2 separate regions of the Mus musculus genome follow, and region 2 is linked to region 1. Evidence: chromatin loops called from intact Hi-C (ENCODE). Cell type or tissue: heart. All regions are shown on one strand. Each heading gives the region's core, and the rest is flanking DNA. Links, peaks and the distances in the headings are about the cores only.

Region 1 (3,086 bases), core at 267-2,766:
CCATTAGGAGTAATTACCTGGCTAAACATTCATCCCCTGTCACAACTCTACAGGGTCACAGAGAGTTAAAAAACATAACCAAGTTACTAGTGAAGTTTTGTATAGATAAACCCAGTCAACATTGTATCTTCTGTCCTAGCACCTATAATATAATCGTAGTTCCCTTTTTATGACTTTTGGTTAATGGTTTTACAACCTTTTGGAATGTGCTCTGAGTAGTAGAGGCAATTAACTGGTGACAGAGACTGGCAGAGTTCTCATTGCAGTTTTGACAGCTTAATACATACTGGTACAATTTTAGGAATCCTTACAGGATCATCATTAAGAATTAAGTCATCCATTTGTCTATATAGCATCCCTACAAGACAGTACATCTCTGTAGATCTGCAACTGCAGAGATCTGCTCAAAGAGGTAGGCTAATACCTAGTGATTGTTATATATGTTTAATAATAACAGGAGAAGCATATTAATAGTAGGAATCTTTCCTAAAATTATTTTCTCCTGGGCTTTGCCTATGGGAGCAAATCTGTCACGGATTATGTTAATCTGAGGCACACAATCTCAGGGAGATCATCTGCTAGCTATTAGCTTGTCCTGACAATCATCTGGGTAGGAAAGGCTAGAGAAAACAAGATATTGTATGTTCCAAGTTTTGTGTTAATACGTAAGAATTATTAGTTCTCCCCTGCTTCCTGACAGCAGAGCCAAATTACAGATCTCTTGAGAGTAGAATTGCATAGTTAAAAACAAAAACCACCAACCTTCAGCTATCTTAGTATATAAATGATCAGGCATCAAAGTACTGAGCTTTGCTTCAACTACATATTATTATGTCAGATATATGAAATAGAAAACTTTAAGGATTTTGAAATTAAGTTTACAATGCAAAACTGAAAAAAAAAACCACAACAACAAACAGGCTACCAGGTTCCATGATGTTTGGGGGGGAACAGAGAAGACTTATAAATTCAACATACACACACATCCCATGTACACGCAAAGTGGATATAAAGGACAAAAGAAATTTAAAATGATTAACTGACTCAAGGGATAGAATTAAACTTTATTGGTTTTATCTTTTCTGCATTTTTTCAACTTTCTTACAGCCACAATGTCATCAGAACTTGTACCTAAGCACTTAACTACCCATGTCTTTGGTCTAGAAAGTTCTGGAATAATAGTCATATAGCAGGTCGTCAGAATAGTCATATAGAAGTGGCCTGCAGTCTACTGCATCCCAACTAGTCTTGCTCCTTTCCACCTTAACTTCCCTGGGCTCATCCAGCCTTCTGGAGTCTAAGGATGGGTTGTGAGGTGTCACGTGAGGAGCGGACATTCCAAGGCTTTGGGGACGAGCTGTGTTTAATGGAGTCAGACTCTGAAGTTGTTTTCCACCTTTTAAGGGGAACTTGGCGGGACTGAAGTGGGGTGCCACGGGGCTCGCTGGGGCAGGAAGCGCCACAGGTGACGCTGTGCGCCCCGGTGGTCCCGGCGGCGTCAGCGACTCTGAGGGGCGGGGCCCGGGGATCTGTGTTTACACGCCAGCCAGGTGACTCGGGCGTTCAGTCAGGGCTGAGAGCCGACGCGACTTGCCAGCCTCCAGCGCTCTGACTCACGTGGCGCCGGCCTCCGGGACCAGAAGCAGAAGCAGCCCGCGTCGTCCGCCACCGCACGGACGGCGGGAAGACCACGGAGGCCGCCCCCAGCCCAGAGCCCGCGGCGGGTTACATAACGGGCCGCGAGCCGCCGCGCTCTCGCGAGATCTCAGCCGCCCCCTCCCCGACTCGCTCCACGTCAGAAGGAACCGGGCGGAGCGGCCAACATGGCGGAACGCAGGCGACACAAGAAGCGGATCCAGGTAGCTCGGCGGGGCCGTGGGACCGGGGACGGGCTCGGGCGCGCTGGGACGAGGAGGGACAGGGGGAGACGTCCCGAGCGGCCGGACGCCCGGAGGCCGTCTCCGCGGGGTCGCGGCGCCGGGATGGTCTCGAGGCGGGACGGTGTTAGCGGCCGCTCGGCCGAGGGCTCTGTGGTGCGTCCGGGGAAGGAAGGAGGGAGGGAGGCGCGGCGCTCGAATCCCGCGTCCGGCCCCGCGTTCCTGCGGCGGAGGGCTCGGGCCTGCGCGGGGAGCGCGGACGCCAGGCGCCGGCCGGCCTCCCTCCCTCCTCCGTGTCTCCCTGGCGTCCCGATATTAAGGCCACGGTAGCTGGGGTGGAAGGAGGGCTGACCTGCGGCACCGCCGCCGGTTCTTTGTGCTTGCAGACGGTCGGTCGGTCAGCTGGCCCCGGGCCGCCCGGCCCCAGGGCTCCTTCCAGATGTTAAGCGGCGTGTGCCCTCCATTCCCCTCCCAATGGCTCTTTTAACCGAATAGCCGGGCTTGAACCTTGCCGGCTTTCTTCCAGGCGACACGATGTAAACAAACCCTGCCCGGTCAGTGCTGCAATGGGCTGGTGGCACCCAGAAACCTTCCACATGCCAGCTTGTCAGCCTCACGCCCTACATACTGTGCCTCCCTCATCCCTTATGAATGTCACCTGAGCATCTCTTCCCCGCAGTTTTCGCCCTGTTGGGTGTCCTTTGTTCGATGCACCTTAAACATGGATGTGAGCGCCTCAAGAGCTCACTCAGAAACCAAAGGCCTAAGTTGATGGTCTCTAGTAAGTTGTTAATATGTCAGTCACAAGTTGTTACACTCATTCTTGTCTTTCTGTTCCCCACGTAGGATGTCTTTTTCTGTTTTCCTTTTATATCCATTTTTTTAAAGACTTATCAAGTTATTGGCCTACAGGCCTTTTGAACTATGTAAGTTACAGTTGAAAACAATTTTAAATACTGTGGGAAAGATACCAGTGTTCAGTGAGTGTGGAAGTTGGCAGGTGTGACAAGATAATTTTGAACAGGTTACAGAAGGGAACTAGAGACAGATTCCAAGTTCACATAGGTTTTTAAAACCAGAGTGTCAAGACAATAGAAATTTCTAATTATGCTATTCCCAGGCTTTTGAAATTTAGTATTATGGCTTAATATGGATACTTACTTTATTAGAATTTGTATTGAAGTTGTTAAATTTGTGCTTCCTGCTCTC
Region 2 (3,086 bases), core at 414-2,913, 300 kb after region 1:
CAGAACATCATTATCTTTGCTGAGCTTCTGTCTCTATGGCAATAACAGATGGGAAGTGCTGCGGAATTATTCATGTTCACACAGGCAGTCAAGAAGCGTCGAGTAGGAGGTGGGAGAGGGGCATGACCTGGGAGCACGGAGATGGGGGCCGACAGGAGCTGGGGCGGAGGCGGTGATGAGAGGTGACATTTGTTAGACCTATTGTGGGGGTTAAAAAAAAAAGGACGAAAAATCCTCAAGCACAAAAGTATTCCCAATTGGACAACTGCAAATGTAGACCCAAACATGAGTAACCCCGAAGCGGTAAAATAAACCCGGCGAGAAAAGGAAAAAAAAAAAAAAAAAGAAAAAAAAAAGGTGGGGTGGGGGTGGGGTGCGCCACCGTCGCCGAAGCTCGAGTTCCCTAAGTCTGCGCAGTGCTACTCGCTGCGCTATTTCAGTTCCTGATCCTGCGGTGGGGTGGAGAAAAGGGGATTTCTTGGTGTTTCGAAATATGACGGGCTAGCTTCACAGAGTTGAATATTCGAGCTATCCTGGATACGTTGGCTAGGAAGTCCCCTCACCCACCCCCGCCGGCGGTTCGAGGTGGCAGCCGAAAGTGGTTATCTTCCTCCACCTCTTACCGTCTCTGGAAAAATTAAAAAGAAAGAAAGAAAGAAAAAAACACACCCGAAAACACCAACCAAAGTGCTTAGTGAATCAGAATGGGTCACTTATGGAGGCTAAGAGCAGCTGGGGCAGCAAGATCTGTCCCCGCGGTGCGCAAACCGCGGACTCTGGGGCGATGGCGGCCGGGTCAGGCCACCCCAGAGCGGCCAGGCGGGGCTGCTCACCGGCAGCTGGCAGGGCGGCCGCGGCGGGAGGCCCCACGGGGGCGAGAGGCCCCGCGACGTCGGCACTGGGCGGGGGGAGGGTGGCAACACTGGGAGCGGGGAGCACGGGGGCAGGTGGTGGCGCTGCGGGGGGGGGGGCGGTGGCAGCGCGGGGGCGTCTGCGCGGCGGGCTCAGCCCGGGGGTCGCGGCGGGGAGCCACCCGCAGGCCACCTCCGGGGCGGGGCCGGGCGGCCAGCTGCGGCCGCGGGGGTTGAGGGGGGCTGCTGGCCGAGCCTGACCTCGGGCGCGGCCAGCTGCCGGGGTCGCGCACAGTGCAGCCCGCCGCGCCCTGCCCCCTCTCCCCCTTCTCACCCCCCCCGCCTCGCAGCGCGGCGGCCCGGCGGCCAGGGCGCCCCCAGGTCTGGCCCGTCGCCACACGGCGGCGGGCGTGGCGAGGGCGGCCCCAGACAGCCGGCTGAGCGACTCGAGGAAGGAAGGAGGGCGGCGGGGGTGGGGCCGAGGGAACATCCTGTCTGAGCCGGGCACCGCAGACAGCGCCGTGCGCCAGCCGCCCAGACGGCGCGCCGGGCCAGCAGCGCGGGGTACGCGCGAGGGGGGCGGGGGAGCGGGAGCACGCGCGTGCGCGGCCGAGGCGCCAGGCGCGCGCCCCGGTCGGGGCTGGGGACGCGCGCGCAGCCTGCAGTGTGCAGCCCGCCGGGAGCCACAATAGGCCAGACGGCGCGCGCGCCCGAGGGGCTGGCTGGCGCGGGGCCGCGCGGCGCCGCTGGCTTCGTTCCCTCCCCTCCCCCGCCCGCCGCCCTCGCTGTCCCCCGGGCGGCCGGAGACGGCGGCGGCGTCTGCGGGAAGCCGTGTCTCCGCAGTGACGTGGGCGGGCCGCGGGCCGGGTGACGTCAGAGGCTGTGTGTAGCGATGTGTGTGGGGTTCGGAGCGGCGCCGGCACAGCGAAGGCGGCTGGCGAGCGACGGCGACGGCGACGGCGGGCACAGGTGCGGCCGCAGGTCGCGAGGGGACGCGAGGGGCGTGCGGCCTCTGGGGGCGCTGAGGCGGCGGCGGCGGGGGTGATGGGGAGGGCACAGAGCCCGGGGGTCTGCCCGGGCGCGGAGGGCCTGAGTGGGGCGTCCGGGATGCGTGGGGGTCCCGGGCGGGGTCGCGGGCACAGGGCGCGCGGCGGGGGTCCCACGGGTGTACAGGCCTCGCGGATTCTGGGACGGGTCAGCTGGGAGGGGATGGCGGTGCACTTGACCCGAGCCGCCGGGACCCAGGAGACCTGGACCCTGGTCATCGCCGCCATCCCCCGGCCGTCTGCGCTCGGCGGGGATGCCCCGGGCTGGCCCCAGCTCTAAGCGTCCGGCGACGCGGGCTTCCGGGCTTGGCGCCTAACCTGCCCGCGCCCCTGTGGGTGCCACGGCTCAGGGTGGGTCAAGTGGGGGGAGGCGCAGCCCTGGGGCGCCTAGGTAACCCTAGAGAACTTCCCGCGGGCCGGGGGCGTGGGGTATTTCCACCGGCGGCCCCCGCAGTGGGGCGATGTGGGGAGGGCACTTAGGGTGATCCCAGTCACAGAGGTGGGGGTTGGGAGGACTCCTACTTCCTCTGCCCCCTCTCACCTCACCAGACGCCGGGAGTCCCCTGCTTCCCTGTCCTTTGGGTTGATGATGAGTGGGTGTCTCTGCGTGTGCGCAGGGCTGTGGGGGCGCCCCTGGTCTAGGTCATGCCTTCTGCCCTTTTCCTTGGCTCGCCTTGGCTGAGGTGTCCCTGTAGTGGCGAAAGTCACAGTACGGTGGCTAGGTGGCTTTCGTCCATAATTCTCTGGGTTTGTGTTAACATAAATTGCTGGGAGTTTAGAAGCAAAGCTTTTTATTTGTCGGCTTTTACTGGGTTTTCTCCAGGGAGGGAAGTGGATGAATACTCTTTTTCGCCACTCTGCCTCCATTTGCATTCTTTGTGAGGTCTGTCTGCCTTGTGCTTTTTGTCCCGGATTAGTCTTGCTCATGGATGGAGATTTCCAGGCGTGGAGTCTTACAGCTTTTGGCTTCCATTAGGCAAATTCGCTAACCTTTTAAAGGGAAAGTTTTTTTTTCTTCTTCATTCCAAAAAGATAGTATGTATGAATGTACTTGAAGTTTAGTTGCATATGGTAGGTATATTAACATGTATCTTGGGGGGTGGGGAGACCAGAAACTACAGGTTTTTTTTTTTTTTTTTTCTAACGAGAAAGGATTGTTTTTTAAAATTTAAATGGCATGCATAGTTGA

What was found. Peaks named below come from ENCODE experiments on the same cell type or tissue, not always from the same donor. Only the 100,000 strongest peaks of a DNase experiment are listed, where the experiment ranks them.
Region 2: it touches region 1 in a loop (3-fold over the local background); 2 of 42 quality-filtered maps call a loop at or near these places.

Annotation. Positions count from the first base shown.
Region 1 is chr3:30,791,525-30,794,610 of GRCm38, forward strand. Sec62 (SEC62 homolog (S. cerevisiae)) reads left to right here and starts at 1,352. Exons shown (of 8, transcript NM_027016.2): 1 at 1,352-1,859. The coding sequence starts at 1,824. In heart, for the core only: no CTCF peak of the experiment used is centred there; a DNase peak (open chromatin) is centred at 1,767; H3K4me3 peaks cover 1,884 bases; H3K27ac peaks cover 1,696 bases.
Region 2 is chr3:31,093,338-31,096,423 of GRCm38, forward strand. Skil (SKI-like) reads left to right here and starts at 1,721. Exons shown (of 7, transcript NM_001039090.2): 1 at 1,721-1,820. In heart, for the core only: no CTCF peak of the experiment used is centred there; DNase peaks (open chromatin) are centred at 504, 834, 1,384 and 2,264; H3K4me3 peaks cover 2,500 bases; H3K27ac peaks cover 2,500 bases.